Linked DNA regions of Homo sapiens: region 2 is linked to region 1. Evidence: chromatin loops called from intact Hi-C (ENCODE). Cell type or tissue: breast epithelium. All regions are shown on one strand. Each heading gives the region's core, and the rest is flanking DNA. Links, peaks and the distances in the headings are about the cores only.

Region 1 (11,900 bases), core at 1,404-9,403:
ATCTGGATACAGGAGTAAGGAGAAAGGACCCACGGGAGTGAGCTAGCAAGGGGAATGCTTGGTACTGCTGCGAGGGGCATGCAGCTTCTAGGGGGAGGGTAGTGGTCAGCGACCTCAGTGGCCCAGAACTGAGGTGGGTAAAGGGGGAGGGAGGAACGGGCAGTGAGTGTTCCCCTGAGGGTTTGGTTACCAGGTGTGTTAATCTGCTGCTGCTGCCATAACGAAGTCCCACAGACTGGGTGTCTTAAACAGAAGAAGTGGATTCCTCACCGTTCTAGAGGCTGGAAGTCCAACATCAAGGAGCCAGCAGGACTGGGTTCCTCTAGGGCCTCTCTCCTTGGCTTGCAGATGGCGGCCTTCTTGCTGCCCCTTCACCTGGTCATCCTTCTGTGTGCACATGTCCCCGGTGTCTCTCTTTTCACCTGCCCACATTTCCTCTTATAAGGACCCAGTCACATTGGATTAAGGCCCATCCTAATGACCTCATTGTATCTTAATTACCTCTTTAAAGGTTCTATCTCCAAATACAGTCACACACCGAGGCTCTAGGTAGGGGCTAGGACTTCAACAAATGAATTTTATGTTGGGGGTGAGGAGTGGACAGCAGTCAGCTCCTAACACCAAGGGAAAGCTGGTGATAGGTTGGTGGGAAATGCAGCTTTTTAAGGGAAATGTGGGCACAAAGGAAGAGCCAGTGGATGGGAGAGCCTGAAGGAGCAGGAGAGACCCGACGGGGAGGATGCAGGGCATGGAGGATTTGGGAGAGAGAGAATAAGAGGTGCAAACTGAAGCTGAGATTTCCTGGAAGGCTGGGGCACCATCGTTCATCTCTGTCCACAGAGCCTCACTTTATGCTGGGTTTTGGATAAATAAAAGAAGAGCATCCTCTATCTCTGTAAAAGGAGGGAAAGTGGAAAAGGTGAATGTGCAGATGCATACATAAAGTGGAAAGAAGATGAGAGCTCAGGTCAGATGTTCTAAATCTTCTCAGTGATACTTAACCTCTCTGAGCCTCAGTTTGCTGCTCTGTAAAATGGGGCTATCACCCCTCCTTCACTGGGTGACTGAGAGGATTAAGTAAGATAATTTCTGCAAAACACTTGGCCTGGTACAATGCTAAGGGCTCTCTACAAGTTGAGTGTGATTATTGTTGTTACTTTTATTAATAATGGAACGGGACACAAGACCATGTGAGTGTGGGCCCAGGGGCAGGGGTGGGGGTTTGATGGAGATTTGCATCAGCCATAGGGGCCGTGCGGCCCAGAGATGGCTCAGTGCTCCCCCTGGTATGTCAGGATGGAGGGCAGTGGGGGCCTGAGGACAAGGAGGAGGGACTTTTGAGGCTGGACTTCCCTGGCCTCTGGAATAATTTGTGTCTGAAATTTCAGAAGCCAGACTGTTCTCTAGGAAGTGAGTGTTGGAACTGGAGACCCACCCCCATTGTGGGTCATCTCACTGCCCTTCAGTGCCTGGCCTTCCCCGGCATCTCAGGGCCACCTTGTGGACTGCTCGTGGCCTGTTTCTTATCCACTCACACCATCCAGTCGGCACTTCCTGGGATCTACCCTGAGGGATGCTCTGGTGGCTGCAACCTCTGGGGTGGAGGAGAGAGCATGTGCTGAGGGCATTGGAGGGCAGGGATGAAGGGAGAGGAACCCATGGAAGGGGTCTGCAGGGGGCAACCGGCAGGTGCTGCCCTGGGCTTAGGACTCTTGGTCCCAGAGCTAAGGACTTAGAGACGGTCTGGCTCACTCCCTGCATTCTACAGATGAGGAAACTGAGGCCTGAAAGGAAGAGGACTTGCCTGGTGTTGCACAGTGGGGACATCACAGAGTGAAGACTCCTACCATGCCTTTGACTTCACATCCAGTGTTCTCTCGACTTCCAGACTGCTTCCTGGGATCGCCCTTGTCTTGTCACCTCGGCCCTTTAGAAGGGCCATCTCTCCAGGGTCTGGGGTCTGAGCAGATCAGGGCCAGAGGCAGCAGCAGGCTGTGCATGTCTAGGTAGCGGGTGACTGCTGACTGCAGCCTATCGGACCCCCAGGAAGGGATCTGTGCCTTGTTGTTCTGGCCCTTCCTTCAATCTCCTCCCATCCCTCCTCCTGCCTGCCGTGAGGTGTGGTGTACGGGGCTGTCGGCTCCCTGAGTTTCTGGAGAGGGTTTTGGATCTGGTCTGCATGGATCTGGTTGGGAAACATCAGCACTGTCAGAAGAGGGGAAGTGGGCTGTGCCTGGCTTGTACTGATAATTGTGACCCTGCTTTGTGAATCGGAACTGTGGATGACTTAAAACAGAGATATCAAGAGAGAAGCTTCCCACGCCCTGCAGCCCTGCCCTGTCCCCCATCTTGTCTCTCTTCTTCATCTCCTGGACTCTTCATCCTCCCACTTCATTCATCTGCAGCTTGCTTTGGGAGCCTTCTCCACTCTGAACAGCATCCAGGGGTCCCTCCTACAGAAAACAGAGGGTTTTTGGGGTTTGCAGAAAGGAGGTGGGATGGGTGGCTTCTGCAGCTCTGACTGGCTGGTCTCTTTTAGGATCAGGGTAGTACAGAGGGTATAGCCCCTGCTCACCTCCACCCAGCAGAGAACCCATACCTGCTTAAGCCCAGTATTTGTGCAGAAATGTCTTCTCTCACTCAAGCAAAACCCCGACCTGCATTGGAAAGCAAACCCAGCAGCACAGGGGTAGAGATCCACTGGGGTGCCTTGACACGTCCCTTTTAGTTTCATCTTGGGCTTCTTCCCCTTTCATTATTCCTGCCATCACCCTCTGGCCCAGGGGTACACTCCGCTACCCACCACGCTGTGAGAAACATCATCTTTCCCGCAACCTCTTGGTAGTGGCTGGCATTTAAAAGAAGAGAACTTCACTAACTACTAAGGGAAAATAAAGTGGAGATCATTATAGGAAAATAAAAAGGCAAACAGGATCAAAATAGCCCACTTTGCAAGGCAAGGGACTGCAGTCCTGCACTAGTGACACCCTGCTCCCCAGGGGTTGGTTTGATTCTCCAGCTCCAGTGCCAAGAGTGAGGGCCTTGTGCACACCTCTGCCACTCTGCCTGCCTCCATGTGCCAGGATAATTTATGTAGCTGCCTCCCTAACAAGACAGGGACACCTCAAGGTCAGCAGCAGGCTGTGCCTTATCAACCCTACCTTCCCAGAGTCGCAGCACTCCTGGTAGGTACCTGGGCAGTGCGTTTCTGCTGTAGAAGCAGTGTCACAGGCCAGATAACAGCATGGGTGAGAATAATGACAGTCGTGATAGAACCTGATGACTGAAGTCTTAATAGGTTCCAGGCCCTGCTATGGACTTTATAGAGATGATCTCAGGAATAACAATGCTTATCTGAAATTCAAATTAATACTGTCATTAGCTTCATTGGACAGAAGAGGAAACTGAGGCTTAGCGGTTCATAATGTACCCAAGGTCCCCTCAGCTGGGAGGTGAAGGAGAGAGTATTTAGACCCAGCTTGTTGAGGCCCCGGAATGCAGACTGTGTGGGACTTGTCTGCACCTGCTGGGCATGTTCTTCTCATGCTGGGAAATAGCGTTCTCACGACTTGCTCTCCAGGCCTCAGACTCTGCAGGCCAACTGTTCAGCCTGTCCTAGTCTCTGCCTTTCAGATCTAGGTTCTGAGTTCTGGTGCCTGGTGCAGGGCTGGCCCCTCACCTTGCAGGGAGCATCCTGATCTGAACTTGGGGCCTCATCTTTCTCAGCCCCATGCTCACAAAGGGGCCTTCTGACACTGTATCATCCTTAGGACGAGAGGCCCAGGCCTCTTGTCTTACATTATCTGCACCAGCTCTGAGATGCAGAATCTGAGATCACACCAGATCAGACAATAGGTCTCCGGCCCCGGGCCTTCCTAGCTATGTGGGTGCTACCTTGAGTGTTGCCTGGAGGCCAACTCTGTGTCCTGTTAACTCTGCAACTCCCTCTGGTCAACAGAATGAATGCCATCTCACTGCCCTCATCTTGCTCCTAATAACACCTCCCATGCCTGGTTGTCCCTTGTCACTTTGTTCTTCTGCCTTTGGAGCACTGCCTCGGTTTCTAGCCTCTACCCTGGGCCGAACTTTCTAAGTCTTCTGCTACTACCTTGTGAATAACAATCCTGGCCAGCCAGCACTGTGCGAAGGGTTTTTAATGTGCAGTAGCCCACTGAATCCTCCTGTGGCCCAAGGAGGTAGACGGTATTATTATGCCCATTACATATATAAGGAAACACAGAGGAAGACCCCAAAAGGTTGAGTACTTTGTCCAAGACCATGGAGCGATGAAGTGGTGGCGTTGCATTGGACAGGGCTCTCTGACATGTGAATGCTGCCTCCTTACCTAGGGCTGCCCCAGGCCTGCTTCTGGCCCCTGGGCATACCCAGGCCCTGCTCCGCAGTCTCTGGCCCTTGCAAAACTCCCCACAAGCCCACCCTTGTTGCCCACGGCCTTTGCCTTCTTGTCCCTGGTGCAGTCTTCGCCTGCCAGCTGCTCCTTCTGCCTCTGAGCGTGTGGGCAGAGAGGGGCTCTGGGGAGGAAGGGAGCAATGAGGCAGCAGGGGGCACAGCTGTGACCAGCGGCCAGCCCCCTCCTCCAGCACTCACGCCTGGTGACACAGGCCACTGCGTCCTCCCGGGTGACCTGGTGTGATGCTTTGCCCTGGCCGGCTGGTCAAGGACATTCCACTCGGCTGATTTGGAAGCAGTCACTGTCCGCCCTGGGGGCCGTGTGCTGGGGGTGTTCCAGCTGGAGTGGCTGACATCTGCCTTCTGCCCAATCCCACCCGCCTCCCGAGCCCGCAGCTCTGGCTGGAGGGAGCAGGGAGGCAAGCACCTTTTCTCCCCTGCCGCCCACCCTCCTGCCAGCCCCATCGCCCCATCTCCTTCCTCTCCCTCCTCTCCCCACTTCTTGGTTTGAGCTTGGAGGGCTCTCAGCCCAGTGTGAGGCAGTCCAGAACCCCAAAAGAATCCTGCGGGTTCCTCAGGGACCCCTTGGTCTCACTTCGCCGCTGCCTGACTGCGGGATGTTCAGTGAGTCATTGAGCCTCCCTGGGCCTCGGTTTCTTAATCTGCTGTTAATAATGGTACTTGCCTCCTAGGGTGATTGTGAGAATTCCAAGTGCCTGGCACCCCACACTTCAGAAGTGGGCACTCTGGTCACAGATTATGGCCATGACCTCCAGGAAGCAGTCAATCACCTCAAAGTGCCAGGAAAGTGGCAGTTTTGTCTACTTTCACCTCACAACTGGGCAACCTAAACTTCTTGGGCAAGTCTTTGAGCTCTATGTGCCTCAGTTTCCCCACCTATGAATGGAAATCACAGGCTGTTTCACAAGATTAATGTTCTGCGTTCTGTGTGAAATGTTCTAGAAATGTGCTCCATAAACTGAAATGGATGATTAAAATGAGGGATGATATATCTTTAAAAAATATGATTGTTGTATTATTGAAAGGCAGCTTCAGGGTTAGGAACGTAAACTGTGGATCCTGCCTGAATTTGAACACTAGAGCTGCTTTTCTTGCCAGCCGTGTGACCTTGGCTAAGCCATTGAACCTGTCTCAGTTTCCTGTTCTGTAAAATGGGAATAATAACAGTACCTGCTGCATAGCCTTGTTGTGAGGTTTTAGTGTGGGTGATGTGTCAGATTCAGAACTAAGCTGGCATAAGAGTCATATATAGTTGCATGTATGTGTTACAGCTGGGCACTGGGATCTGTTCCTATGCCCGTGTCACAGAGAATCTCTGAGTTCTGACCCACGTGCATTCCAGTTAGTTGGCAAACAGTCCCTCTGTACTGCCTCACCCAACATGGGCTGCAAAGTCTGCTTTCTAGCTCATGCTTTGAGGTATGACAGGCCTTTCTAGCTCATGCTTTGAGGTATGCTTTGAGGTATGACAGGTACGTGGCCAAGAGATTCCAGTTGCATGTAAGGTGTGCAAGAAGCCCTGGTTCTGGCAGTTATCTCTGCAGTGCCGCGTAAGCTGTATTGATAAATTAATCTTATATTGTTGGGACCAAACAATCCTGTAATTTTTCTATTGTGCAGCCTAATCGGTCTCAACAGCTGTGTCATTAGTTTATGTTTGTTGTAATCTAGTCAGGCCCTTGTGAGCCATTGAACAAGCCCCCCTCCCACCTCCCCATTCACCCGTCACTACGGGACTGGCCTCAGTGCTCTTTTCCCTGGCCTGCACTCTCTGTTAAGGGGTGGCAAATTCTTTGTTTTATTTTATTTCATTTTTATTATTTAATTTTCAACATTTTATTTTTTTAAATAGAGATGAGGTTCCACCATGTTGCCCAGGCTGGTCTCAAACTCCTGGGCTCAAGGGATCCACCTGCCTCAGCCTCCCAGGTGTTGGGATTACAGGCGTGAGCCACCGCACCTGACGGTAAACTCCTTGTTGAAAAAGTAAGCATTGCATCAGGATCAGGTTATGTGGCTCTGCCCTTGGTATTCACTAGCTATTTACTTTGGTAACATGGTTAAAATTGCTGTTATTTTTCTCATCTTTATTGATGTTTTTTTCTTATGAATTTGTAATGACATCAGCAAATACCTAAGGTGAAATATTAAGTGAAGAAAAGCTAGGATTCAAGTTGTCCATCCATCATCATCTCATCCTCTAAGAATGAAGACGGGAGGAAATGCTTTCAGGCTGAAGATGGTTACCTCTGGGAGCCGTAATTGCCAGTGACTTTACTTTTCTTTATATGTTTTCAGTTTTTCCAGACTTTCCACAATACGTCTGTATTACTTTATAACCAGGAAAAGAGTAATTGAAATTAATCCGCATGAAGTCCACCAGCAATAGAGTTTCTTTCTTTCTAAAATGAAAGCATTGGACTAGATTCCCAACCCTGGCTGTGTTTCAGAATCCCCAGGAGAGTTTGTTAAAAATGCAGAGAACTGAGCCCCATTCCAGGAATTCTGAGCCTGTACTCTGGGGTTAAGCCCAAGAATCAGCATTTTTGAGACGTATCCCCTGGAGGTTCAGAGGCATCCAGGGTTTAGATCTCTGGACGGGTTGATCTCTTGGGACCTTTCTGCCATGATCACTTCCTATGGATGTGTCCTATTTCAAGTGGCTTGACTGTGGGGTGGGAATGGGGAGTCCTGTGGCCAGCATTCCTCTGGCTTGAGGGACAGATCTTTTGGACGTTCCCGCTCTCGCTGGGAAGAAGCTGGCTGCAGGTGTTTGTGGCCATGTGCAGGAAATGGCTGGCTTGAAAGCTGTGTGGGCTCCTGTGACTGCCTGGAAAGGGGCCTTCCTCTTGCCAACATTTCCCAAGAGCCTTCCAGGGCTGGGCCTCTTCTCATCTCTGACCCATTTCATTCTCACCAACTCACACAGTGGACCTTGCTCTCACTATTTTTCAGATCCGAGGCTTCCAAATTTAAGTGACTTGCTGGCGTCACACAGCTACTGAGTGGCAGAGCCTAGATTTGAACTCCCATCTGTACCTGCAAGCCCATGGCGTTTTCTCTCCAGCAGGCCCCATTGGGGGCTGACCCACAGGTCTCTGTCTTGGTGGCCTTTGAGGTTTCGGTCATTCTTCTGAGTAGGAGAGGCTAGGATTTTCCTGTGGGCCATCACCCCTCTCCGTGCCTACAGTAGGACCCCTGCCATGGGACTCCACAACCCCAAGAAATGCATGAGCGGTTGATTTGCTTGGGGGAGCTTTTTCAGGGTTCCTACATGTGGCTCAAAGCCATGGTGGTCATTGTCATCCCTGCTACTGGCATTCTTTTTCATTTCTTTATTTCATTTATTTTATTTTATCTTATTATATTTTAGTCTGCTGATTATGCCTTCTTTTAAACCCAAGCTTATTAAATTGTAGTCTGATTTACTTGGGGATTTTCTCTGGGCATTTGAAGCTCTCTCTCCTGGCAGTCGATAGCTGCATCTTTGGCTGGGCTAGCAGAAGCAAGAGAGGAGGGGGTGCGGGCATTTCTGGGTTTGGATGCAAGTTCTTCAGTGAGAGCTGTGTGACCTTGGGCAAGCCATTTTGCAGACCTTTGCTTCACCATGTGTGCAGTGGGGATAATGCTGCCCATCTCAGAGGGGTGCAGAGAGCATGGGCTGAGAGATGATGTAATGCACTCAGTGCAGGGCCTGGCACTCAGAAGTGCTCAGTGCGTGTTAGGCATCACCATCAAGATTCTTCCAGTCTTGATTTTGACCTCCACCACCCCTGGAAGCCTGGACAAGTCACCCACTTCAGGAGCTTCAGTTCCCACCAGAATGTACTGTTTTGGAAATGGAAGTGCTGGTTCACAGCTGGGCTAGTAGAAGTTTGGGTTTAGTCGACTTCATCCAGGGAGAATGACTGTTTCTTCCAGAATTTAGCTCAGTGTGAGGGAAACAGGATTGGTTCTGTCTCCTAAGGTTTTGCTTGGTTCCATTGCCAATAGGCATTGAGGCCAGGAGGCCAGCCTTCTGCCCCAAGGGTCCAGCCCTGCACAGTGAGGGACTCTGGGATGCCTCATCAGTTGCAGCATTCCAGCTGCTGGCTGGGACTTCTCCTCTTGGCCCCCGTCTGTGGGTTTCAGGGGGCTGTCAGTTTCCTAGTAGACAGCCCAGTTGTACCCAAACAGCCACACAGCTGGCTGGAGAGGATTAAACTTAATTTGCTGCAGGTCAAAAGGATTTTAGGCCCCTCCTGTCTTTTTTCATTGATTATTTTGCTTTGATATTGAAGGGGGAAGTTGGACTCTGCTAATGGGCTTCTCTCTCTGCCCAGGCGGGTGCCATCCTGCACATGTAGGTCTGCCTCAGGCCTTCCACAGCCTTTCCTTCATGCGTGCAGATTGTTGTTTACATATTTCCCACCAGTCTGTGGCCAAGAGGTCGTCTCCTGTCATTGTTGCTAGGGCTGTTGCTATGGCATCTGTCATCCAGGCTGTGTTGTGAGAGACCACGTGGGTGATGCCATGCCCCCTCCAGTACAGACGGTCCTTGGCACTGGAATGGAGGAAGGCCTTAAAGGGAATACTGGCTGGGTTTACAAACAGGTGGATTTGGATGAGAATAGAGAACTCTTAGGGCAAGGGATTCCTGAGCACTCTAAAGCTCCACCTCTCACAGGGGTTAATGCGGCATCAGGGCCTCCTGTGACCGGAGCAGATGCAGGTGCTGATCCTGGTGATGACATCATTGAGCTTTCGGGCAGCTCAGGAAATGGTGCAGGGCACAGAAGCAACAGAGTCACTTGTGCCTAGGGATAATGCTTCCCAAGGTCCCCAGGCCCTGCAGTCAGACTGTGAGCCCAAGAGTGGTGCACAGGGCTCCAGCTGACAGCATGGTGGTTAAAACTCAGAATCATCACGTCCTATGATTGAACATTGAGTGCCTTCTGTGCCCCAGCCCTTAGCAAGCATTGTCTTGAATCCCCAGGACAGGGCTAGTTGATGAGCATTATTATCCCATTTTACAGAGGAGGAAATGTAAGCTCAGAGAGATCCAGTAAGCTGTGCTGGGTCACAGTAAGCTGTGCTGGATCACAGAGCTGATAAGTGGTAGAGGCAAGGTTGACATCCCAGGCTGCCTGGCCCCATAGCCTGGGTCTTCACCAGCAACCGTAGCTGCATGGAGAAGTCTTGTTTATTTCTCTTTAGGAGGTTTTCTATGGAGGCTGCATAGAAATGTCCATCAGAGGCCTCAACATAGTGGTCTTGTTTATAGCAAAGGCAGATGCTCCCATTTCACAGACGAGAGAATCTGTGACTTGCCCAGGGACGTAGTCAGGCTAGACTAGAAATGGTTTCTTGAAGCACACCTGCATTCAACTCGGGGGAACAGAGATGTTCTGGGCCCCCACAGTGGGTCTTTAGGGAGGGTTGAGATTGCTGTTGTCCAGGTGTTCGTCCAAGACAGCGACCCCCAGAGGCGGCCTGGAGAATGGGCACAAGAGCCTTAAAAAATTGTGCTAAAACGGTGAAACCCCGTCTCTATTAAAAATACAAAAAAAATTAACCGGACGCGGTGGCGGGCGCCTGTAGTCCCAGCTACTCGGGAGGCTGAGGCAGGAGAATGGCGGGAACCCGGGAGGCGGAGCTTGCAGTGAGCCAAGATAGTGTCATTGCATTCCAGCCTGGGCGACAGAGTGAGACTCCGCCTCAAAAAAAAAAAATTGTGCTACAAAACACATAATAAAATTTACCATTCTAACCATTTTTAAGTGTACAGCTCAGCAACGTTAAGCACATCCACATTGCTGTGTAACTGGTCTCCCAAACTCTTTTCATCTTGCAAAACTGAAACTCTATGCGATTAAACAACAACTCTTCCTCATTTCCCCATTCCCCCCTCCCCTGGCAACCACCACTTTCTGTCTCTAGAAATCTGGCTGTTCTAGGTACCTCATGTAAGTGGAATCGGACAGCGTTTGTATTTTTGTGACTGGCTTGTTTCACTTAGCATAATGTCCTCAAGGTTCATCTCTACTGTAGAGTTTGTCAGAATTTTCTTCCTTTCTAAGGCTGGATAGTAGTCCATGGTGTGTATTTACCACATTTTGTTATCCATTCATCTGCGATGGATACACGGGTTACTTTAACCCTTTGATTATTGTGAACAGGGCTGCTGAGAACACGGGTATACCGTTAGTTATCTCTTTGAGACCTTTAATCTTTTTGGGCATTTACCCAGAAGTAGAGTTGTTGGACTACATGGCAATTCTTTGTTTAACTGGGGAACTACCACACTGTTTTCCTTAGTGGTTGTACCATTTTACATTACCACCAGCAGCCTAATGTCTCCACATCCTCACCAACTCTTGTTATTTTTTGTTTTTTTTAGTGTCCACCCTAGTGGTTATGAGGTGGCATCTCATGGTTTTGATGTGCATTTCCGTAATGATTAGTGATGTCAAGTATGTCTTCATGTGCTTATCGGCCATAAGAGTCATTTTTTTGAAGCTCTGTTAATGTCAAACTTCAAACCACTGAGTTCAGTTCAGTCCCTGGTACTTTGGGGTCACCACCAAATATAGTTCTTATCCTAATGGGACTTGCAGATTAAGACAAGTAGGGCCTGAGGCTATTCCACAGTCAACTGTAGCAAGGAAGGGTGAGATCAGTTCCTCAAGAGAAGGGTGGATAATAAGTTCTGGAGCTCTTGCCATGGGAGGAGGACATGCATTTGTGATGATGCTGGGCTCCCCTAAGAGGAGTGATAACCATTCCCCAGGCAGTCACCATCACCATCTTGACCCACCACAGGGGATGTGCCTCATGGAGGCCTGTTCTAGGAAGGATGGCTGGGTGGCAGGAGGAAGTTCCAGCTGCTCCACTTGGATCCAGAGACAGCTCTCCCACTGGCCATTCCTGTGTGCCCTTTGCCAAAAGGGATGGTCTCACTGCTAATTTGGGGTCGTGCAGAATCGCCTCCCTGCCATGACCAGCACGTGGCTGGGCTGGTCAGCCCCAGGGAGAGCTATTTGAGTACATTTTATTCTGTAGCTAAGTTTCCCTCCTTCTCAAGCTCCAGGCCCACAGGGGTGAGCTCTTTCTGAGCCAGGAGAAGTACCTAGGGCTGCTGTGTAGTTTTTCAGTACCCAGGATGGCCAGGATGCTGAGCCTCCGGGGCAAGATATTCCATCTGATTTCGGGAGACAGTCCTTCCTAATGCAGACCAAACTTGATATCCTAGTGGCTGTCCCTCTGAGGTCAGTGATCAACTGCTCCTGTCCTCCCTGCCCCAGTGAGCTACAACATAACAACTCGCTCTCACCCCTTATTTAATCCTGGCTTAAATGGGAGCACTATTGAGTGGGGGCACTAAGATCCCCTAGCCATGACCTTGGGCCAGACACTGTACTGGGTGCTTTGTGAACATCTTTTTGTTCAAGTCTTATGACAACCTAATGAATGTGAGAATTGCTTTCTCC
Region 2 (11,900 bases), core at 1,862-9,861, 150 kb after region 1:
TGCACTCCCATCTCTACCCAGCAGCCAGAGGGGTCCTTTGAGAACACACTGTGAGGCTCCCTCCAGTCCTTCAGACCCACTGGGGTGCCCCATCGCATGCAGCGGAAAGCCAAAGGCCCCACACCTCCTGACCTAAGCCCCTGCCACTTTCCCCCGTGCTCGTCCACTCTGGCCACATCAGCCTTTTTGCTGTTGCCCAGATATAGAAGAACATCTTCCCTTAGGACCTTTGCCCTGTGTCTCCCTCTGCCTGGAGTGTCGCTTCCCCAGGACTCCTTATGGTTCATCCCCTGCTGAGCTTAGGTCCCAGTTCTGAGGTCACAAGGTGGCAGAGGCCTTCACTTACCTCACTTTTCTTTTGTTGTTGTTGTTGTTTTTAACTTTGAGATGGAGTCTCACTCTGTTGCCCAGGCTGGAGTGCAATGGTGCGATCTTGGCTCACTGCAACCTCCACCTCCCGGGTTCAAGTGATTCTCCTGCGTCAGCCTCCTGAGTAGCTGAGATTACAGGCGTGCACCACCATGTCCAGCTAATTTTTGTATTTTTAGTAGAGACAGGGTTTCGCCATGTTGGCCAGGCTGGTCTTTGAACTCCTGACTTCAAGTGATCCTAGGCCTCCCGAAGTGCCGGGATTACAGGCGTGAGCCACCGCACCAGGCCTGACCCCACTTTTCTTTAACCCCACTTTACTATTATCGAAGCACCTGTTGGGACGTGCCATGTGAGGTATGTGCTTCTTCGCCAATAAGGACAAAGCTCCCTGAGAGCAGGGACTTTCTGTATTGCTGTACCTCTACCCCCAGAACATACAATAGGGTGTACATTGCAACAGACCCTGAGCCCATGCTAAGAGGACAGAGCTGAGGAGGTGCCGAGATGTCAAGAGACCCATCTGTTCAAGGACATGATGTATACACCTTATAGATTCAAGCTTCTGTCCAACTCTGAATGTGTTTGTCCTCTATTCTTAGAGGCATGGCCCCTGGGCAGGGGGTTGCTGTCTTTGCTGCCATTCTCAAACCAATGGGAGCTGCTGGCTGGATCCCTGTAGCCCAGGAGGCCTGTGGGGCCTGTTAGGACATGATCCGAGATTTCCTGTGAGATTCTGTCTTTGCAGCCCACACTGCTCTGTCCTCAGTTGGCTGTGTTGTGTGGTTATTGGTGCCAGTGTTTCTAAGTTGTGTGTCTGGGAAGGAGACCCACCTGTTATTTTACAAACAGGGTAAAGTTCCTTGCCTAGAGGCTCAGGCAGGAAACGGGGCCACATCCCAACTCCGTGACAGCTCCAAGTACAGGAGGGAGGTTTTTAGAGTGTTTCACTCAGTCTTCCCACTTGCTGCCTCATCCTTGTCATTATTTATGATTTGTTGAGTACCCCTACTGTGTTCAGCAGGCTAGGAGATATAACGTCGTCGTTGTTCCCCTGCCTGAGGCCTTGGAGTCTAATGTAGCCAGACAAATGACTCAGGCATAAACCACCTTCCCAGGAAGGTGCTTACTTCTCCAAAGTGCCGGGTTTCTCAAGGTTTTGATTTGCACGTGGCTTTCCATTTTTAAACTCCCATGGGGAGGCGTGGAGACAACTCTGGGGTGAGGGCGAGGGTGGGGGAGGCAGGGCTGGGAAGGCAGACTGGAAAATGTTGGCTACGTAAGGGTTTTTGAGAAGAAATGGCATTCCAGGCAGCATTTCTGAGCCATGCAGTTCGTGACTCAAGATAAAACATTGGTCTGGGGTCAAGATGTTGCTGAGAACAGAGAAAGTGAAGGCAAAAACCCAGTGAAGGGAGCAGGAATGGGAGGAAGGGGCCAGAAGCCAGGGGAAAGTTTAGCAACTGAAGGTAGAGCAGAAATATTTATATCCATCCAACTGTCCATTCCTTCATTTATCTGCTTGGAGAAATGCAGTTTCATCCTCAAAAATGTTTTATTTATTTATTTATTTGATGGAGTCTAGCTCTGTCACCCTGGCTGGAGTGCAGTGGCATGATCTCGGCTCGTTGCAACCTCCGCCTCCTAGGTTCAAGCGATTCTCATGCCTCAGCCTCCCGAGTACTGGGACTACAGGCACATGGCACTGCACCCGGCTAATTTTTTGTATTTTTGGTAGAGGTGGGGGTTTCACCATGTTCACCAGGCTGGTCTCAAACTCCTGACCTCAGGTGATCCACCCACCTCGGATTCCCAAAGTGTTGAGATTGCAGGCATGAGCCACTGCACCCAGCCTCAAAAGTGTTTTAAAACCTGTGGTTCCCTGCTTGCTGGATAATGTTAGGCCCCCTTTGTGCTTTCTCTCATAGTACACTGTACTTTTCCTTCATTGCATTCGTCACAGCTTTAAGTGCTTTTTTTTTTTTTTTTTTTACATATGTATACTTACTTGATAAGTCATCAGCTCCCTCCTAATGCTCTGTGAAGACAAGTTCCCTGTCTATTTTCTTCTTGTATCCCCTGTCTGAGAGCAGTTTTTGGCATGTGGTAGGTGTTTACATTGAAATATTATTTGAATAAATGAAACCATCAATGAAGGCAGTGAAAGAAGCCTCATCTGGTGCACTAGGGGATTAGAGGATGATGTAGTGAGGGGTCAGGAGAGGACTTGAAAGAGGAAATCCCACTTAATCTGCTCTGATATGGTTTGGCTGTCTCCCCACCCAAATCTCATCTTGAATTGTGGCTCCTATAATTCCCATATGTTGTGGGAGGGACTCAGTGGGAGGTAACTGAATCATGGGAGTGGGTTTTCCAGTGCTGGTCTTATGATAGTGAATAAGTCTCATGAGATCTGATGGTTTTATAAAGGGCAGTTCCCCTGCACACATCCTCTTACCTGCCACCATGTAAAACATATCTTGCTTCCACCTTAGCCTTCTGCCATAATTGTGAGGCCTCCCCAGCAAAGTGGAACTATGAGTCCATTAAACCTCTTTTTCTTTATAAATTACGCAGTCTCAGGTATGTCTTTATTAGCAGCATGAGAACAGACTAATACATGCTCTGTGATGCTTCCTAAATCTACAACAATAGCACCACCACCATCAAAACCAGTGTCTAGCCTAAGCTGAAAGCTGAGTGTGTGCCAGGCTCTGAGTTTAGTGCTTCACATACATGATCTCATAGAAAGTACGTATGACTATCCTTATTTCGCAGGTGAGGAAACTGAAGCCCAAGGAAGCTGAATAATTTGTCCCCAGGCACATGGTCAGCAAGTAGTAGAATTGGGACTCTCATGTGACACCCCCTGCCCCCACCAAGTGGTGCTCAGGGTCCCTCTACTTTGTGGCCTACAAAACAGTATCTACTGTTGTTGCAAATAACCATCATGGAACCGAAGCAAGAGAAATTGCAGCTGGGTGGAGGGAATTTTGAGGTACATGGATGCTCTTCGAGAGAGAGACTTTTAGAAATACAGCAACAACAACAACAACAACAACAAACATAAAGAAAAAAGGGAGACTTCTCCTTTGGAGACTTATAAGAAGGGAATGTGAATGGTTAGGGTGAAGTGGCTCTGCTGGGGTCCTCTTTAGGGACACAGTGGGGCTCAGGATTCTCCTGAGGTTCCTTTCAGGGCGTTGTCTATTAGGACCGTTAAGCTGCTAATGGAGGGTGACAGTGCTTGACATTTGGGTAATTAAAACATCTACTGACTGAATAATAACTTTTTATTGACAGTCATACTGGTGAAGGCAAAATTAATTTGATTTTTGACATCCTCGCTGAGTTCCCGGCTAGACAGGGGCTGACGTCATGCAGATAGAGTTGTTGACCCTGTGGATGGTGGCTCAGGCCCTCGGGTGGGCTTGGCTCAGGCCCAGCATGCAGGAGCCAGGGTGGTCAAGTTCATGGCAGGGAGGCCCAGCTGATCCAGGCAGCTGAGGGATGCACACTGCAGGGTCACTGTACAGTTTACATGTAGGTTCCAACACTAATTCTAGAAGGAGTTTGGGGAGATATTGTTTAAGGTGGAAATGTGAGGTGCCTTATAGTCCATTAATAGTTAGAACAACCCCCTGGAGCTTACAGGTCAGACAGGAATCGTGGAGTGGAATTGGGTGTAAGGGGAAAAGGGTGCCGGGAGATGTAGAAAGTCCCTTACATCATACATCAGCTCACTTGATTCCAATAACTATCATAGGTGATTATTTTATTCCCATTTTACAGATGGGAAAATGGAGGTTCTGAGAGCTCTGGCACTGTGCCTTAAAGATAGCACGATTTAAGGACCGGCGTTGCTTTCTGACTAGGTCTGTCAATTCGAATCCCAAGGAACCTGTATATCAAGATGAATTTCTCTAGTTTGATGGTAGAAATGGGATGGTCCAGGAAAAGAGAGATTTTCTTTGGCAGAGCCACAGGAAAACCACATCATATACGGCTATTGATGTCATCATTTACTAGCAAGAGGATGCTGGGTGGGAGTGACCCAAGCCAAAGGGTGTTTGTTGCTCTTTCCATGATTAGGGCCTGGGTGAGAATCCTGTCTCCACTTCTCTCGGAGCTTGAGTCATCCAGGGGACAGGATCAGCCTGATGTCAGAGACAGGGACTCACCAGTGGTCTAGAGCTGCACTCTCCAATACGATGGCTGCTAGCCGTGTGTGGGCAATTTAAATTAACTAAAATGAAATAAAACTTAAAAACCAGCTTCTCAGAAGAAGTAGCCACATTTCAAGAGCTCAGTAACCACATGTGGCCAGTGGCCACCATTTTGGGCAGTGCCATGCACTTCATCATTCTAATGGATGGAGCTGGACCAGAGGCCACCTGGTTCTTTCCGGCAGCAAGACAAGAGAGGACACTGCTTTTATTTCCAAGCTGTATGACTTTGAGTATAATACTTAGTCCTCTGAGTCTCTGTCTCCTCTTCTGTGAAGTGGGAAGTGGGGGCTACAGTGAGAACTAAACCCAATGGTGTACATTAAGCTTGCTCCATGGCGCTTGGCACATGGTCGGTGTTCATCAGGGGCTGGTAGCACCTGCATATTCCGGAGAGACAGAGACAAGCCCCCTTGGTCTGGTATATTTCTTCTACAGATCAGTTTCCATTTGGTGAGTTACCTGAGGCCACACATCTTCCTGCCTGGTTGCTTCTGGAATACATAATACCAGAAACAAAGAAACAAACAAAGAAATAAAAACAGAAAACAAACCATTGGAGACACATGCTTTTTTCTCAGTCTTCCCCCATGAACACCCCTGTCTTGCCATCCTACCAAGCCTCTCTATTTCCTCTTCCCTGCGGGGTGGGGCGGGGGGGTGTTGCAGCACTCTGGACCCTCCCCCAGGGCTTGCATCCTTAGATTTTCTCTCTTGCCTTCTTCTCTCTTTGTCCTTCAGGCAAAGATAACAAGTTCAACTATTTAACTCCTGGAGCTTGTTAATGAGTTATAGAATCTCCATTATTTTGTACCTGGGCAGCCTAAGGGTGGCTGTTAATGGCCCACAGGAAAGCACTCTGGGTTTTCTTTGCTTATACTGCCCTCCCTTCCTGGAAGAAGGGGCGGCAGGATGTAAACTGGCCCATGGTTGTCCAGCTTGAGCATGCTTATGAGCCACCTGAAAGGCTTGTGACAACACCCGCCTCTGGGCCCCACCCCTGACTCTTGGATTCAGTATATCAGTAACAAGCTGGGAGCTTGACTTTCTCACCAGTTTCCAGGTGATGCTGCTGCTGCTGACCTGGGGCTCACACTATGGGAATCACTGTTTTAGGCCATGCTTCCCAGTCAGCTGAATGCTCTTGAACAATCTACATTAGCATTACACAGAGGGCTTGTTAACAGGCAGATCGCTGGGCCCCTGCCCCAGAGTTTCTCTTCCAATTGTGGGAGAAGGATGGAACCCAAGAATGTGCATTTTTAACAAGATCCCAGGTGAGGCTGATGCTGCTGGTCTGAGAACCAGGCTTTGAGAACCGCAGGTGTCTTTACACCAATGTTATTAATAGCTCTGGGATCTGTCAGGCATGAGAGCAAAGCCTGTCTCACCACTCCGTGACCCTCAAGCTACCTGAGCCCCATTTTTCCCATCTGTCAAATGGGAACTATGGGCTTCTAAGATTGTTGTGAGGATTGAATAAACTAATGGTTGATGCTTAATAAATGCTTGGTTTTTCTCTCCTCTGAAGGTGAGCTGTCTTGACTGGGCTGATGCTGGGCTGCCAGGAAAAAGAACACGCATAACTCCGGATTGGCCCATGATGGCTTCCTGCTGTGGCCCAGCCAGCACTGCCCGCTTTCCCTCTCTTGCTCCTCAGCCTGGCAGTCCTTATTAGCCTCTCCCCCAAAAGCCAGGTTGCCAAACCTCTCAGCCTTCAAGTGCCCATCATACCTCTGCCCTCTTGGTACAACTTCCCTGAATTCTTCAAACCAAGGGTGTCTCATCAAATTGTGCATTAACTGTGTTACAATAAGAATAAACTGTGTTTATTTCTAGATGGCCTGGAGCTTTTGGCTGTCTTGCTTAAATGTGACTCAAAGCAGTTAAAAAATAAAGAAGGAAATAAAATGAAAAACAACAACGGAAAGAAGAAAAGGGCAACCTCAGCCTGATGAAAGACTTGGAAGAGTGAGACCTCTCCCTCTCCGGAATAAATTGCTAGTTGCCTTTCAGTGTCTTGCACTGTAATTGATTCAAAGAAAACCAAAATCAGCCCTGAGCTGAGCTGGTCTGCGTCACTCTGCTCTGGGACTCCCGAGAGCCCCTGAGGGGAGTATGAAAAGGATGTTTGGGGCCAGGCGCGGTAGCTTATGCCTGTAATCCCAGCACTTTGGGAGGCTGAGGCAGTCGGATCATGAGGTCAGGAGTTCGAGACCAGTCTGACCAACATAGTGAAACCCCATCTCTACTGAAAATACAAAAAATTAGCCAGGCATGGTGGCGGTGCCTGTAATCCCAGCTACTCAGGAGGCTGAGGCAGGAGAATTCCTTGAACCCGGGAGGCGGAGGTTACAGGGAGCCGAGATCACACCACTGCACTCCAGTCAGGGCAACAGTGCAAGACTCCATCTCAAAAAAAAAAAAAAAAAAAGATGTTTGATTTTGCCTGGGGTCTGTGAGAACCCTGGAACCCTGGAAATCTTTCCAGGATTCTCCATGGACTGTGTTACTCTGCCAGGGCAGGAACTACTAAGAGCCAAGGCACCAAAAGAGGACTCAAAAGCTGGACAGAGGCAAGGAGTATGGGGCCTCAGAAGAGCAAACACAAAAACAAAAATTCTCTGCCTGCTAATTCCTACTTCTGGCACAGTTGTGGTCCTTTATAGCATAGGTAGTCAATCCATTTTCTCTAGTATTCTCCCATAAGGAGCATCAGCGCTTTCAAGCTATGTAACTTGGAGTATGTTATTTAGTCTCCCTCAGCGATCCTAGCTATAAAATGGGAATAATAACGTCTTACCTCTTAGGCCCACTGCTCAGATTGAAATTATGTTCATAAAATCAAGCAGTATGCTGCCTAACCATAATAGGTGCACAATAAATATCTGTTCCTTTTTCCTTATCTCAGCTGTATCAGAAGCACTGATGTAGCTGTTCAGAGATAAAGGTGCTGCTCTTGGATGCATTAGCTTGTGCCAGCCCATATAACTTCCCTGGTATTCTGGCCTTGGCCAAGTGAGACTGACACACTGGAAGAGAAACCCAAACAGAAGTGACAGGTTGAAATCTCGGCAGCAGGCACTGTGGCTCCCTCCACCTGCAGCTTGTGCTCAGGAAGGAAGCAGGCAAGGTGAAGAGAGGCCTCCCAGCCAGGCTGCTCCCTGCAGAGTCAGTCAGGAGGAAAGTAGCACCCGCTTCTGCCCTCATCGCTGGGATGCAGTGAGTCCTCGGGCCTCAGGTGCAAGGAGGTATGTGCAATCCTCAGTTCATCGGGCCTGGGACTTAATCGGAGCTGCCTCCTGCATGACTGCCATCCTTCTTCCCTGGGCAGTTTAGACTCAGTGAAGATGAGTTAGGACATGAAGAATGCAGTAGGATTGAACCCTAATCAGATCATTACTACAGCAAGAGAAAAAAATCATTCCAGGCCCAGGCTGATGTCTCTTTCTGTATCTTTTATTTATTTCCTAATAGCCTTTATTTATCTGTTTTTCTGCTAGAGGGCTAGGAATCTTCCTTCTCCTCCTCCTTTTTATCTTGCCTTCCTTTTCTCTCTCCTTGGGTTTTGGTTATGGCTTTTCTTTTTGGGTGCTGGTTAAATGTGGTCCTGAGGCCCCTTGTTGTCAAGAACATCATTCACTGATTTCTAGTTCAAGACAAGAAGAAACATTTTGCTGTGGTGCTGGCTCAGGCTTTTACTACCAGGCTTCCCTGCAGACCTAGGTGGATGTTGAGTGGACAGGTGGTTGGGCTTGAGTTTCACTGGGCTGGGGGAGTGGGTGGAGGGGAGTGAGGAGAGGCTACTGGAGATCAGGAAGGAAGGAGGGGAGTGGATCTGGGAATGGGAGTTTGGACTAGGGCTGATTTTTGGCCACTTGAATTTAAGGAGTCCTCCTGACATGACCTTCTCTAATTGAAGGAAGCAAAGCTGATTTCTGCCTCTGTATCCCTTGTCATGTTTCTCTGCTCCTTTCACCACATCCAGACCTGTGATGACTCTGTATGTGAATGGCCAGAATGCCCACAGAGACCCCAGCGCCCCTCTCTGTGGGTAGCCCGCCCCTGCTTGCCTTCCTTCTGGCTCAAGTTGGGGGACGATCAAGGCAGGAGCTTGAAGGGAAAGAGGAGGGCTCTTGCTGTCTCTGGTAGACCTGGCAGAGGTAACTCTAAGGAAACTGCCCAAGGCTGCTAGATCTCAGGGCATTTGGTACTTCCTAGATCTCCTTCTAGTCTTTACCTTTTCTCCTCTTCTCATTCGTTTTTAGAATAGCATTGCCCATAGAGGCCAGTTTTCTGTTAAATTCATAGAGGACGTCTCATATTTCTCTATTGATAACCCTGAATCACATGGTAGCACTGAAGGATGCTGGCAGGAAGGAAGAAGGGAGCAAAAAGAAACAGCTGTGAGATGGATTTGGGGCAGCTGAGGTTGCAACATGTTCTGCAGTAACAAGTGTATCCCTTCCTGTGGTGTCCTGGATCTTTCTGAGATCGCCCTAGACTCTCAACAGCGACCTGTGAGTTCTGACTTTCCAAGTGCCAGAGAGGAGGCACCTTGTATTTCTGGGCTGTTCGGGGCCTGAGATCCCTGGCCTTTTCACCAAGCCAGCTTCCCTCTGTGAGTTCAGCAAATGTATTTGGACGTGTACCATGTAAACAGTGAAACACTAAAGGAGAGAATGAGAAGAGGCAGATGGAAAGCTGGAGCTGGCATCTGGCAGTTTGGAAGCAAAATCCTACGTGTTCTGTGCCAATTTCCTTCATATCGTGGCCCCATCTGCCTCCAGCCCTGTTAACACAGGCCTGGGCATCTCTGGATCCTGAGTGATAGTGTTCTGCTTCTTGCTCCTTAGCATCTTCCATTGGCATTCCTCTCCAAGAAGCATGCTTCTTCACGGGAGGTTCCGGTGTAGCTCTGCCTACACCCAGGCTCCACACTTCCATTGCTCCCCCTGACACCGCTGCATCATCCTTGGAATCCCAGGTGTTAGCATGCCACCTCAGTTTTCTGTGTAGTTCTGGTAGTCTTAATTAATACCTTTAATTCTTTCCCTACTCTGGAAAAACTTGTTGAATGTGACTCATCAAGATGGTAGCAAACCAGGACTTGAAATAATAATCATAGGTCTTTGGGGTGCTCTACCATGAGCTCATACAGCCTCCTTTCTGACAACCTTTTATATGGTGATGCCACTTTGGATTGAGAAGGCAAGAGGAACTTGCCCAGAGGTGGTTATGATTGATCTCTTTCTGCAAGGTTGTCCTAAAGTTTCATGCTTCTACTGTAGGACTTGAGAGTGGGACTGAAGTTTCAAGATCTGAGGCTGCAATGTTGATAACTTTTGGCAGTCTTCATCTCCCCATGATTAAGCCTTCCTTGCCGGTGACCTTCATGTACACTCCATTACAGCCCCATAATAGCCAGTTCTTGGCTTGCTTTGTGGCTTGGAATTTCTCTTCAATCCAGACGTACCTACCTCTCTTTCTTCCTTCTTCCTGCTCTACTTTCCTTTTTGTACCCTACCTTGACCTCTAATCTCTTGGTCTCCTCTGATACCTGGGTCCTCTTGGCTCCATTTGCTTCCCCATCGAGACAAACCCCATTGTTAGCCAGTAAATGGCATCTCCCTGGAGCCCCAAAATCTGCTCCCTCCTTGCCCTTCTTGCTCTGCCTGCTTTGACGACCCCTACCCTACTGTCCTGAGTTGCTGAGCAGGATAGCCACGGGCCCATGCTAAGTGGGTTCAGTGCAGATCTGCCATGCAAACCCCAGCAAGACCCCTTGCTGCTTTTTGGCAGGCCTTTGATTCAGCTTTTGTTGACCTCACAGCAGCTGCTTGCCTTGTCTATCCTTTCTGAGCCCTATATCTTGGCTTTTAAAGTCTCAGTTAATATCTTGCATGCTTTGTTGAACATGAAGCTGCCCAGTGCTGGTAGTCAAAGTATTCCTTTTTCTAAACCTTAATAGTGTTTTTTTGTTTTGTTTTGTTTTGTTTTGTTTTTTTGAGATGGAGTTTCCCTCTCTCGCCCAGGCTGGAGTGCAATGGCACAATCTTGGCTCACTGCAGCCTCCACCTCCCGGGTTCAAGCAATTCTCTTCCTCAGCCTCCTGAGTAGCTGGGATTACAGGTGAGCACCACCACACCTGGCTAATATTTATGTTTTTAGTAGAGATGTGGTTTCACCATGTTGTCCAGGCTGGTCTCGAACTCCTGGCCTCAAGTGATCCCCTCTCCTCAGCCTCCCAAAGTGCTGGGGTAACAGACGTGAGCCACTGCACCTGGCCATAAACCTTAATAGTGTTCTGTATCCTCACCTTTTCTTTCTTGTATCACTTAAAGAAAGAGTCTAGGTAGTTATGTTTAGTCATTAAACATTTGCCCAGTATCCACTCTATTCCTGAGGTAGGAATATACATGTAGGTAATTCTCTTTCCTAAGATAGTCACAGCCCGTAAGATGTGGATCCTGTAAAAAACTGCTGTAAAAGGTATAACAACATAATGAGGATAATAACAACATGTGAAGAGCAGTAGTCTTCATTAATGAGCACTTGCTCTCCATCAAGTCCTGTGTCAAGGACTTTTCATGTATATTACACTTAATCTTGACCTCAATCTTGTGACTTAGGGACTTACAGGATTCTCATTTTATAGAAAATTGAGACTGAGAGCTCAAATAAGAGGTAGAGCTGGGATTTGAACCCAGAATGTGCATTTAGATTCTACCAACTTTGGCCTCTTTTCTCCCCACCTTCCTTCAAATGGGTGGACTCATCCAGGGCAGGTCTAGAGAGCCTTCAGCCCCCTCCCACGTCCTCTCTGACCTCTTGGTTTTCCCAAGTTCATATGTTTCTGCTGAACAAGCACTGCTGCTCTGACCCACCACAAATTTAGCTGCTGAGCACGTGTAGAATCACATCGTGCTTTTAACTGCAGGCAAAACCCATCCCCCTGGGAACTGTCCCAGTTTGAGGGTTAAAAAAAATAGGCAGTCATGTTAAAATAGAGATAAATACTATAGACAGAGAGAGACATGAAAATAGATCCAGGAGGGATGGTAGATATTCTATCTAAATAGATACCAGAGATAAATACATGGAAACCATAGATAATTATTGTAGGGAGTTATGCTCAATAGGAGACTCTGTGGATAAATATATAGACTTCACAGATAGTAGAATAATATTGAGGAAGTGAAAAAAAATGGCGTGTGGGAGTCTGTACAACTCTGAGGGGCTGTGCTGAATGGGACTGAGCCCTCAGCACCACGTGTTGCATGGAACTGATCCAAGGGAAGGTCT

Evidence for each region. Peaks named below come from ENCODE experiments on the same cell type or tissue, not always from the same donor. Only the 100,000 strongest peaks of a DNase experiment are listed, where the experiment ranks them.
Region 2: it touches region 1 in a loop (8-fold over the local background); 1 of 110 quality-filtered maps calls a loop at or near these places.

The regions. Positions count from the first base shown.
Region 1 is chr15:88,216,007-88,227,906 of GRCh38, reverse strand. All of the region lies in intron 3 of NTRK3 (neurotrophic receptor tyrosine kinase 3), which reads left to right. Among named protein-coding and RNA genes, the nearest start is that of NTRK3-AS1, 31 kb to the left of the region's middle. In breast epithelium, for the core only: no CTCF peak of the experiment used is centred there; a DNase peak (open chromatin) is centred at 5,831.
Region 2 is chr15:88,067,134-88,079,033 of GRCh38, reverse strand. The region is part of intron 13 of NTRK3 (neurotrophic receptor tyrosine kinase 3); the gene reads left to right. Among named protein-coding and RNA genes, the nearest start is that of MIR11181, 130 kb to the right of the region's middle. RefSeq lists an enhancer at 5,434-6,029. In breast epithelium, for the core only: no CTCF peak of the experiment used is centred there; no DNase peak of the experiment used is centred there; H3K27ac peaks cover 59 bases.